2 separate regions of the Mus musculus genome follow, and region 1 is linked to region 2. The links are chromatin loops, found by intact Hi-C in ENCODE. Cell type or tissue: heart. All regions are shown on one strand. Links, peaks and the distances in the headings refer to the core of each region. The heading gives the core; the rest is flanking DNA. Region 1 has its middle 30 kb from the start of Gm31529. Region 2 holds the start of Rcn2 (reticulocalbin 2).

Evidence for each region. Peaks named below come from ENCODE experiments on the same cell type or tissue, not always from the same donor. Only the 100,000 strongest peaks of a DNase experiment are listed, where the experiment ranks them.
Region 1: a loop joins it to region 2, with 2.0 times the contacts of the local background. A loop is called at or near these places in 1 of 42 quality-filtered maps.

The regions. Positions count from the first base shown.
Region 1 is chr9:56,547,016-56,552,394 of GRCm38, reverse strand. No RefSeq gene overlaps it. Among named protein-coding and RNA genes, the nearest start is that of Gm31529, 30 kb to the left of the region's middle. In heart, for the core only: a CTCF peak has its summit at 2,469; DNase peaks (open chromatin) are centred at 574, 2,444, 4,644 and 4,974; H3K27ac peaks cover 1,144 bases.
Region 2 is chr9:56,039,735-56,045,113 of GRCm38, reverse strand. Rcn2 (reticulocalbin 2) reads right to left here and starts at 3,269. Exons shown (of 7, transcript NM_011992.2): 1 at 2,910-3,269; 2 at 2,434-2,539. The coding sequence starts at 3,062. In heart, for the core only: a CTCF peak has its summit at 3,310; a DNase peak (open chromatin) is centred at 3,273; H3K4me3 peaks cover 2,150 bases; H3K27ac peaks cover 1,587 bases.

The sequences.
Region 1 (5,379 bases), core at 123-5,122, 510 kb before region 2:
AGTGCTGGGTCTGGTGGCCACTGTCTTGCTATGTCCTGCTATGTCTCCCTGCTCCCAGCCTTGGGCTTACCCTGAAGTTGATGATGTCATTTTCTCCAAGAGCCTCTCCCTAAGCTGTCCTCTCTGCGACTCATCTGGGAGGCGAGAGAGTAGAGAAAGAAGGGACTGTGGAGACAGGAAGAGAAAAAAAAACCCAAAACAAAAAACTATGGCTGAAAGGGACAGCCAGGCATGTGAGGGCTGCCTGTCTTAATGCCCTGAGCCATACCAGCACCATCCTCATTAGATAGCCTCTTCTTGCATACCTCCTGGCCGGGGAACTCTCTTATCTCTGGAGTCAACCGCCTTCTCTCTAGTTGCTGACTCTGTGCCTGGGTGTGCAGAGAGCCCCACTTGCAAGTCTAGGACACCCCTCGTGCCTCCAGCACTAGTCTTCAGCTACCTTAGTTCCAAGTCAGCCAGGCAGGTAGAGTACTGACCGTGGTCATCAGTTGCTTAGCAAACTGGGAAGATCAGAGAGCTTCGCTGGTCACTAAGCTGGCACATGATCTTCTGGGAGAGTTCTGGGTCTGGGCACTGGCTCTGAGGTTGGGGGAAGGGAGGAAGAAAGCAGAGGTCCAGAAAGAGGGAGGAGGGAAGAGGATCAGGCTGAAACTCGGTTGCTAGGGGCAACAGCATTACATCCTGAGGAGGAACCAGATGCTGAGGAGGGCAGCAGATCCAAGCCCGGCAGGCTTGGGGGTGAAAGGGGGAGCACACAGCCAGGAACCCAGGAAGAGGGTGGGACACGCGTAGGGTGTGTGTGTTGTGGGGGGCGGTTGGTGTGGTAAAGGAGGGTTATGCTACATGGGGTATGTGTGTGGTGTGGTGTGGTGATAGGGAAAGAGTATGGTATATGGTGGGGGAGTGGTGTGGTGTGTGTGTGTGTGTGTGTGTGTGTGTGTGTGTGTATGGTATTTTGGGGGGTGTTGTTATGTGAGGGGTTGTGGGAGGGTAGTGCGTGGTATGTGTATGCATTCTCATGTGTGTCTAGCCAGGCAGTGGTAGTGCATGCCTTTAATCCCAGCACTTGGGAGGAGAGGCAGGCAGATTTCTGAGTTCGAGGCCAGCCTGGTCTACAGAGTGAGTTCCATGACAGCCAGGGCTATACAGAAAAATCTTGTCTCGAAAAACCAAAAAAGAAAAGAAAAAAAGAAAAAGAAAAAGAAGAAGTGTGTGTGTGTGTGTGTGTGTGTGTGTGTGTGTGTGTGTGTATGATGAGGAGGGAGGGGTATGGTATATGGGGTACATGTGTGGGGTGGTGGTAGGGAAGGGGTATGGCATTTTGTGCAGAGGGGTGGTATGGTATGGTGTGTGTGTGTGTATGATATTTGTGTGAGTGTTGTGGTGTGAGGGGTTGTGGGAGGGTGGTATGTAGTGTGTGTGTGTGTGTGTGTGTGTATGTTATGGTATAGGTATATGGTGTGTGTGTGTGTGTGTGTGTGTGTGTGTGTGTGTGTGTGTGTGACTTAGGGCAGGTATTTCCACAGCTGATCTCACTTTCAGGTCCACAATGCCTATGGGTCTTTAGAATTCAAGAGCTTTCTGAGGAGCTGGGGCTGAAGAATCATGCTTGACACAGCACAGGGCCATATGGGACTCCAGCCTGGGCCCCAGCAAGTCAGCTGTCCTACCTGCTAGGATCCAGGAAAGGACAGAGTTGTGAAGAGAGACTTAGGGGACACAAACCAAAGGCTAGTCCTCTGAGGGTTTGGTCATGCCCCTACCTTTCCCACTTCAGTCTCTGTTATCTATAGAACTATGCAAACAATCTTGTCTTTTATTACAACACTTAAGTCATATACAGGGAAGGGTCTCTTGTTAAGAGACTTTCCCCCCTGGTGGTTGCTACAAAGCAGAGAGGGACAGATGCTACCATCTTCCAGGTCTGCAAACCAAGGCTTAGAGACAGCTGGCTAAGTGGGGGAGGGGGAAGCAAGGAACTGAATACAGAGGTGTAAGACACACCTCGCTGCTGTCACCAGAAGCTGCCTCACCCAAGTCCCCACCATCCTATGGCCAGCCCCTGAGCGGCAGAGCTTGCTCTACCTCACCTGCCTGACCCTCTGACCAGACAAAGTCACCCCTCCCCTCCCCCAAGCCCTTGAGTCTCCATCCCACATCTGGTTAATGCTAGGTCCCCAGCACTGCCCGCAGACGCATCTGTTTGCTTCCTGCCTCTTTCCTAGTCGCTACACCCCAAAATGAGGCAGGGTAGACAATGCCCCTGTCCCTGTGCTCATGGATCCCACAGGTCAGGCATTTGGACAAGTCCCAGAAGGGACAGTTTATTCTCCTGTGTGACATCTGGGGCCTCGGTGCCTGTGGTCAAGATCATGCAGAAACTTGTCCATACACTCAAACGGGCTGGGTTTCCCCCAGAAAACCTGCCGAGGAGCTTCTGAGCCGGCCCAGACTTCCTCTAGTAGGCGTTTACACGCTGGGCTCCAAGACAAGTGTTCCAGATAGAGCAGAAGTCATAACGCATTGACAGCCTGATCTCAGAAATCCCATGTGACACCTCTGCTGCTGACCCATACAATTCAAGAGAGATACAGACCTGGGAGTGTCCAGGAAAATGGAAGAAGGGCCCACGGTTGAAGAGCCTATGGGAATAGGGGCAGGGGCAGGGGTTGTGGCCCTGTTTTCTTTGACTACCACATTCATTTTCTGTCACCTCTGGAGCCAGACATTGCCCTGCATCCTACAGCAACCTTGCGTAGAGTGACAGCTGTTGTTCCCACATCCTAAGCGGCCTCTCGGGCTCCTTGTCTCCCTCAGTCTTCTCGCACACAAGCCCCATGACCACCCATTAGCCTTTGCTTCCCAAGGTGCTCTGTTACTTGCTGGGAACTCTGGAGCTTGGTGTTTGCAGAAATCCCACACCAGTCCCTTTCTGATACCTGCAGTCAGTACCTCCCACCCTGGCATTCTCCAGGGGACCAGGCACCTTCTTCCACCTGCCAGGTGATTTCCCTTTCCACCAGCCTAGGCCACACCAGGTCCCTCTTCTGTCTTTGAGGACCACACAACCACCCCACACTCAAGCCCGAGTGCCCAGACCCTCCCAGCATAAGCCCAAGCCAAGCCCTCCTCTCTTCTTGGCTGCCCTAGATGCTAGTTGTTGGTATTCCTTCTAGGCTCCACCCCACAGTTACCTGGCAACAGGCAGGTATGCCTGACTCACTATAAAAGGGGCTGCTTGGCCCCTCCTCACTCTCTTGCTCTTCTTACTCCCTTCCTCTCTTTCCCCTCTGTCCCTTCTCTTCCCATTTCCCTTCTCTCTCTCTCTCTCTCTCTCTCTCTCTCTCTCTCTCTCTCTCTCTCTCTCTCTCTCTCTCTCTCCCCTTCCCATGCCCTGAATAAACTCTATTTTATATTATACCCTGTGTCCCTGGTCTCTAAGGGGAAAGGGGTGCCTCAGCATGGGCCGGCCGAGGCACCCCCTTCCTCCACACCATCCCAGCTCCTCCACCAAACCTATCCCTGGCTTCTTTTTCTTTTTTTATAAAACACAACACTAATGACTGTCCGCATCCTGTAGGTACCACACCCCCCACACACACACACCCACCCCCCGCCCTAGAAGGCCATTTCCCCAAGTGCGAACTTCAAGTGAAGAAACCTGACCTTGCCTCTGCCGCCTGAGTTCTTGCTGTGCAGCCCTGTGAACCCCGTCCTCCTCACACCTGTGCTCGGGGTTCCAACCCCTCTAAATCTTGAAACTGTTCCACAGGACAGGGACACCTTTCCCTGACCTCATGGAACTGACATCTAAGTTTTCCTCTGGCAAAGGGTGCATTCTTTCTCTCACTATCCAACGAGGTAACCACTGGCCATTTAAAAGAGTGACTGCACGAATGAAGCACGTGTGTGTGTGTGTGTGTGTGTGTGTGTGTGTGTGTGTGTGTGTCTGTTTGTATACATGTGTAAAGGCCAGAGGTCAACATCAAGTAAGCATCTTCATCTATTGCTTTTCACTTGGTTTTTTGAGACAGGGTCTCCCACTGAACCCTGAACTCACCAATTCAACTGGACAGGCTGGCCAGTAAACCCCATACATCCCCTCTCCGCCTCTCCAGCGCTGAGAGTGCACATTCACACTGCTGAGCCTGTGGGTTTTATTTACATGGATGCTGGGGGTTGAACTCAGGTCTCCACGCTTGCCTTTCAAGCAGTTTAGATCCGCCTCCCTAGCCTGAGAAACTGAATTTGAAGTTGGTTTCATTAATTTGAACGTAAATAGATACTCATGGTTGGTGGTTGCTACATTAGATTGTGCCGCTCTGTGAGGAGTCATTTCTTCCGGGAAGCCCTCCCTGAGCTACCAAGGCTGGGGTAGAAGCCCCCCTTCCAAAGTGCACTAACTCCCCACTGGCCCATGGGTTCAGTCTCACAGAATAGATGCATTTTCCTGACTCAGATCTAGGCCCAGACCTTCTTCTATCTAAGTGTGGGTGTGCACGCGGGTATACAGGGAGTTTGCTAGTAGGCACGTGTATGCACCCCTTTGACTTTGGCAGGACCTGTGTGGTCTCTGGCCAGCTAAGAATCACGTTCTCCCACACAGATGCTGGCTCTCTGGGCAGGACCGGAAACGTGCCTCTGAATTGGCCTTTGTGAAAATTAAACCCTGTTTTCACTCTAGTCTCTCAGAGGCTTCATCAGCAATGCAGATGGAGCCTCACAGAATCCCAGCAGACAGCTTCCAGTTTTTTTGTGGGGACCACCTGCGCGTCCACACTGTGTACAAACAGCCCCCTGGGCAAGCCCAAAGGATTGCCATTTAGATGACCTCCTAAGGCAAAGACTTGGCCTGGGCTTGTGACATTCTTGAGCTGGGGTGTTGCATTTCTTCTGGAGAGAGGCAGAAACAGGCCTGGATTCTCTCCCTGCTCAGTTCCCTGCCTACTGCACTGTGGTTCTGGGAGGGGCTCTTCCACCCAGCCATCTCACAGCCCAGTGGAAGGTTCTGGGCTCGAGGGAGGAGCAGGCATGAACCCCACCCTTTGGAGATTCCTGGCAAGAGGGGACTGCTTGCCTTTGCCAGTTCCCAGACATTTCCTTGAAAAATAAAACTGGTGTGGTGACTAAAAGGAAAATGTCCCCCACCCTACCCCCTCCCCCAAATCTCAGGCATTTGAAACTTTGGTCCCCAGTGGGTACAGATGTTTAGGAAGATTCAGGTGCTGCCTCGATGGAGGAAATACATCATGGTGTGGGGGGATTGGCTTTGAGATTAAAAGCCTTGTACCACTTCTGGGAGACTCTGCTTCCTGCATATGGTTGAGATGTGAGCTCCCAGTTTCCTACTCCGGCCACCAAGGCTGCTGCTTATTG
Region 2 (5,379 bases), core at 203-5,202:
ACACAAAAATGTTTACAAGAATTCCAATCTGAGTGAAGATTTCTGGTTTTTTTTTTTTTTTTTTGAAAAAAATAACATTAGTGTTTGAAAAACCTGACAAAGTGTCCCAATAGTATTAATAAAAATAAGGAATGGGGAGAGCTGGCAGAGTGGAAGAGTCCAAGGATGTTGGAATTATCATGTCTCTTAAGAAGCATACAATTTTGAATGCTTTAGAAAAAAATTATTTATAAAAGGTTAAAGTTTTTCTTTAACTTATGAGTTGAATAAAAAATATATATGTACATATATATTTTATATACACATACAGTGTGTGCTTTTTAAAAAATTTTTTTTTTTTTTAAGACAAGGTCTCGCTATGTACCTGAACTTTTTACATAGATCAGACTGGCCTCAAACTTAGAATCCTCCTGCCTCTGCCTTTCAAGAGTTGGGACTGATTGCAGTTGGGCCCACCACACCTTAATCAAGATGTGTTAGCAGACATGGTTTAAATCGTGAACAGTAGTCAAGCCCCTGAAGGCAGAGAAATACTGCTCTAGTATAGTTCTGTTAAGCATCATTGCATGTGGAAGAAATTTCAACAAAGTAGTAATGATAATTTCTGTCCTTCTTGTATAACTGCCGGTATTCTCTTGGTGCCTGAAGGCATAGAGAACAAGTTCAAAAATTTCAAATGCCCCTTTTCAGATTCATGATTTCTTCGTAGAGGCAATTATTACACTGCATTATAGAAGATAGGTAAGGAGGTTACAACGAATATTTGCAAGAAGAGCATGAGTGTACAGCACTTGGCTTAAAGGTAATGTGCATCAAGAGACTAAAGACCGCTGCTTCTCTGCTGGCTTATAAAGGCTCAGGTACATAGACACGCACAGATGATTTCTACTTCCCACTCCAAGACCCTAATATTTATTATGCAACCATCCATTGACCCAACTTATAATCATCACTATTTCAGTTAATAAAACTGAGGTTCAGAAAGGCCCAAGGTTTCACAGCTAAGAGTCTATAGACCCTCACCTGCTTTTGGCTTCAGAGCTCTAACAATGGTGTTTTGTTACCTCTTGAGAACGTCTACTATTTTTAAAGTTGTGGGTCTCTCCTTATTGCCCAAGCTGGTCTGCGTTTTTTGGTTTAAGTGTGCCTCAGGGCCTTTGGGCCCAGCTTTAGACTCCAAGCTCTGGCCCTCAAAACTCAAATCAGTAACGTTCTCTTAAGGGTCCTCCAGAGGTTTGTGTTTCCTTAAGCACAACGAGTGTTTCTTCTACCTTAAAGGACTTAGTGGAGCCTAGTAGGAAGCAGAATGTATCAGGGACCAGAAGCACAGGCTCACATTGCAGCTTGGCCCTAAACCATAGCTTACCTTTCAAACTCTTTACCTATAAAATGAAGATCAGACTATTTAAGCACATCTAGACCCCAACAAGTACTAAAGTCTTCTAGATCAACTCCATTTGTAAACAAGGCAGACCACTATCCTTCTATTAGCTTAGAGATTTCATCATGGTTTAACAGGAACAAGCCTGAGGGCACCAATGTGACTATTTATTGACAGCATTTCCCTGTTCCGTAACTTCATTATCTGGATGCTGACCAACACTAAAAGGAGAGACACCACAAACAGCTTGCTGTCACAAGGACAGATTCTGAACCTTCAAAAGATCAACCCAGAATACCTGATAGTATAGGTAGAATTCTGATAGATTCAAGGTTCACTTGAGGAAGAAATTGCTAGTAATTTATTTAGAATATTCTTTTACACTGTACGTTCCATTTCTGCCTAAGAACATACCTAAGAGCACTCTTTTGTTGTTTGTTTTGAATGAAGAACATTAAAAATTGAATTAAGGCTAAGAGCTGAATTCCACTCCTGGGTTTGCCATTTATTTAAAAATAAGGTTTTCCCTCCTGAATGTGACTTTCTTCAACTCTATGAAGAGATAGATAAGCTGGTTCTAAGTCCCCATTAGCACCATTTTTTTTAATGTTTCGATATAATTCACATTTGATGGGATGTTTCTATTTGCTAATTGTTATAATAAACTAATAAAAGCAGATTCTTAAAATTCCTACATACTGAAGGAATGTTGTATCATGTGATGTGCTAAGAAAGGTTTGGGCAAGTGTCTCTAAAATGAACCATACTATGGACAATGAGAAAAGTGATGTGAGGAAGAGTCTGTCTCAAGGTATGACTGGCAAACTTATTCTCTTAGGGCCAGTAACATTTACATACCATCAAAGCACTGATTTTACTTGTAGCCCACCTTCCAGGCATAAGAACTATTTTCCATATCACAGTTACTTTTAGCTTGTTAGAACACCAGCAATCTACTAGAATTCAATAGACAACAGTTTTTTTTTTTTAAATGTACATTAATTTCCTACAAAGGGCTTTCTCCATTGTTGGTGGTGCAAGTCAGTCCTTACTTTCAGTAAGAAAGCCATCAGAGTCCGAGTCAATTTTCTTTATGATCGACTGCAATCGTCTTTGCTGCTCTTCGTGGCCAAGTTTAACATACTCATCGACGTCTTCCTTTTGGGAGGGAAACCACACACAGGAGAATCAAGCATTACAATCAGTGGGGCGTGATGGTGGAAGGAAACAGAGCTACCACATGCCTCATTTGCCCCAGTGGTTTCAGGATGACCCACACTTCTCTTCAATACGCCCCCACTACCACTCTAAGTAATCCTGTCCCTGGATCCAGGAATAGAAAGAATCTTGTTCTGGAACTGCAACAGTACCACCAGCTTTACAGGCCTCAGGGTCTCCTAGAGCGAAAGCTGAGCCCCGCCCGGACCCCATTGTCAGGCCGCTCTTGCTAAGGCCTCTCTCTCTGGTCGTCCCGCTTTGTCACAGGACAAAGCCCATGGCGATGCGGTACCCAGCCTGGTATCCTCACCTGGACACCCAGCAGCGCTTCGCGGTCGTAGTCCGCCCGGTGCTCGCCCTGCGGGTAGTGCAGTTCCTCCGCCTTGCTGGCGCCAGCCACCGCGGCGTACAGCAGCAGCGGCAGCAGCAGTCCTAGCGCCGCGGGCCTTGGGCCCAGCCGCATCGCGCCCGCTCGGCGAGGACGCAGAAAGCCGCGAGGAGGGAGGCAGGCGGAGCCGGGGCTTGGCAGCCTTGCTTCACGGGCAGCCACAGAGGGGCGGCGCTGCATGTGGGGGGCGGGGGTCGTCAGTGGCGGCGGTGGCCGGGGCTCCACACCCCAGCCTGAAGTCTGTCGACTACTGCGTTGCTGAGGCCCGCCAGGCCCTGCCTTATATGGCCGCGGGGGCGGAGGCGGGTCCAGAGCGCTATACCTGTTGCTGATTGGGTCGTGCTACCCTGGGGGCGGGACCTTGCTATTGCCTCCTACTAGAATCTGCAGGCGAGCCAGCTGCTGGGGCCACGGGACCCCTGCGGGCCCCTTCACCTTTGCCGCCGTACCCTTGAGAAGATAGCCCCAATTCCACAGCACTTTGCCTTTTCCTTTCAGTCTCATTCATGGCGGGAAGTTCTTTGGCCATTCTGTGAGTCTGTCCTGGCTTCCATCAGTGGGAGAGAGAGCCTGGAGATTTTGGTGCAAAACAGCACAGTATTATATCTCAAAGAAATCAGAACAGACCAGCAGTATCCATTTCCCAGGCTTCAGTGTGCCTTAGTTAATTTCTCCACAGCAGGAAATACAGTATCAGGAATTGCAGCCAAATGTTTGCATCTGATGTTCAATTCATATGACCTGGTTAAAGTATTGGGCCCTTAACCTCTTTGAGCTTTTATAAAATAGGCAACATTTTTTTCTTTTCTGTTTTTTTTTAAAGGAGACATTTAAATAGTTGTAAAACACGAATTAAATAATGTAATTTCATCCATGGGGGTGTGGGAAAGGATAGTTGTATAGAAAAATAGAAAAGGACTTTTTTTTTTTTTTTTTTGAGGGAGGATGTTGTCTTTCACATCTCATAACTATTGGATTGAGAGCAGGAATCCTGTTCCAAACTGAAAACTGTGTGGGTATGATTACAAAAATTTCTTGGGCCAGACTGGAATTTTTTTTATTAGATATTTTCTTCATTTACATTTCAAATGCTATCCCAAAAGTCCCCTATACCCTCCTCCCCCCGCCGCTACCCTACCCACTCACTCCCACTTCTTGGCCCTGACTTTCCCCTGTACTGGGGCATATAAAGTTTGCTAGACCAAGGGGCCTCTCTTCCCAATGATGGCCAACTAGGCCATCTTCTGCTACATATGCAGCTAGAGACACAAGCTCTGGGGGGTACTGGTTACTTCATATTGTTGTTCCACCTATAGAGTTGCAGACCCCTTCAGCTCCTTGGGTACTTTCTCTAGCTCCTACATTGGGGGCCCTGTGGTCCATCCTATAGATGACTGTGAGCATCCACTTCTGTATTTGCCAGGCACTGGCAAAGCCCCACAGGAGACAGCTATATCAGGGTCCTTTCAGCAAAATCCCTCTGGCATATGCAATAGTGTCTGCGTTTGGTGGCTGATTATGGGATGGATCCCCGGGTGGGGCAGTCTCTGGATGGTCCATCCTTTCATCTTAGCCCCAAACTTTGTCTCTGCAACTTCTTCCATGGATATTTTATTCCTTATTCTAGGGAGAAATGAAGTATCCACGAGTTGGTCTTCCTTCTTGATTTTCTTGTGTTTTGGAAGTTGTATCTTGGGTATTCTAGGTTTCTGGGATAACATCCACTTATCAGTGAGTGCATATTAAGTGACTTCTTTTGTGATTGGGTTACCTCACTCAGGATGATATTCTTCAGATACACCCATTTGCCCAAGAATTTCATAAATTAATTGTTTTTAATAGCTGAGTAGTACTCCATTGTGTAGATGTACCACATTTTCTGTATCCATTCCTCTATTGAGGGACATCTGGGTTCTTTCCAGCTTCTGGCTATTATAAATAGGACTGTTATGAACACAGTGGAGCATGTGTCCTTATTACCAGTTGGAACATCTTCTGGATATATGCCCAGGAGAGGTATTGCTGGATCCTCCGGTAGTACTATGTCCAGTTTTCTGAGGAACCGCCAGATTGATTTCCAGAGTGGTTGTACAAGCTTGCAATCCCACCAGCAATGGAGGAGTGTTCCTCTTTCTCCACATCCTCGCCAGCATCTGTTATCACCTGAATTTTTGATCCTAGACAGTCTGACTGATGTGAGGTGGAATCTCAGGGTTGTTTTGATTTGCATTTCCCTGATGATTAAGGATGTTGAACATTTTTTCAAGTGCTTCTCAGCCCTTCAGTATTCCTCGGTTGAGAATTCTTTGTTTAGCTCTGTACCCCATTTTTAATGGGGTTATTTGAATTTCTGGAGTTCAGCTTCTTGAGCTCTTTGTATATATTGGATATT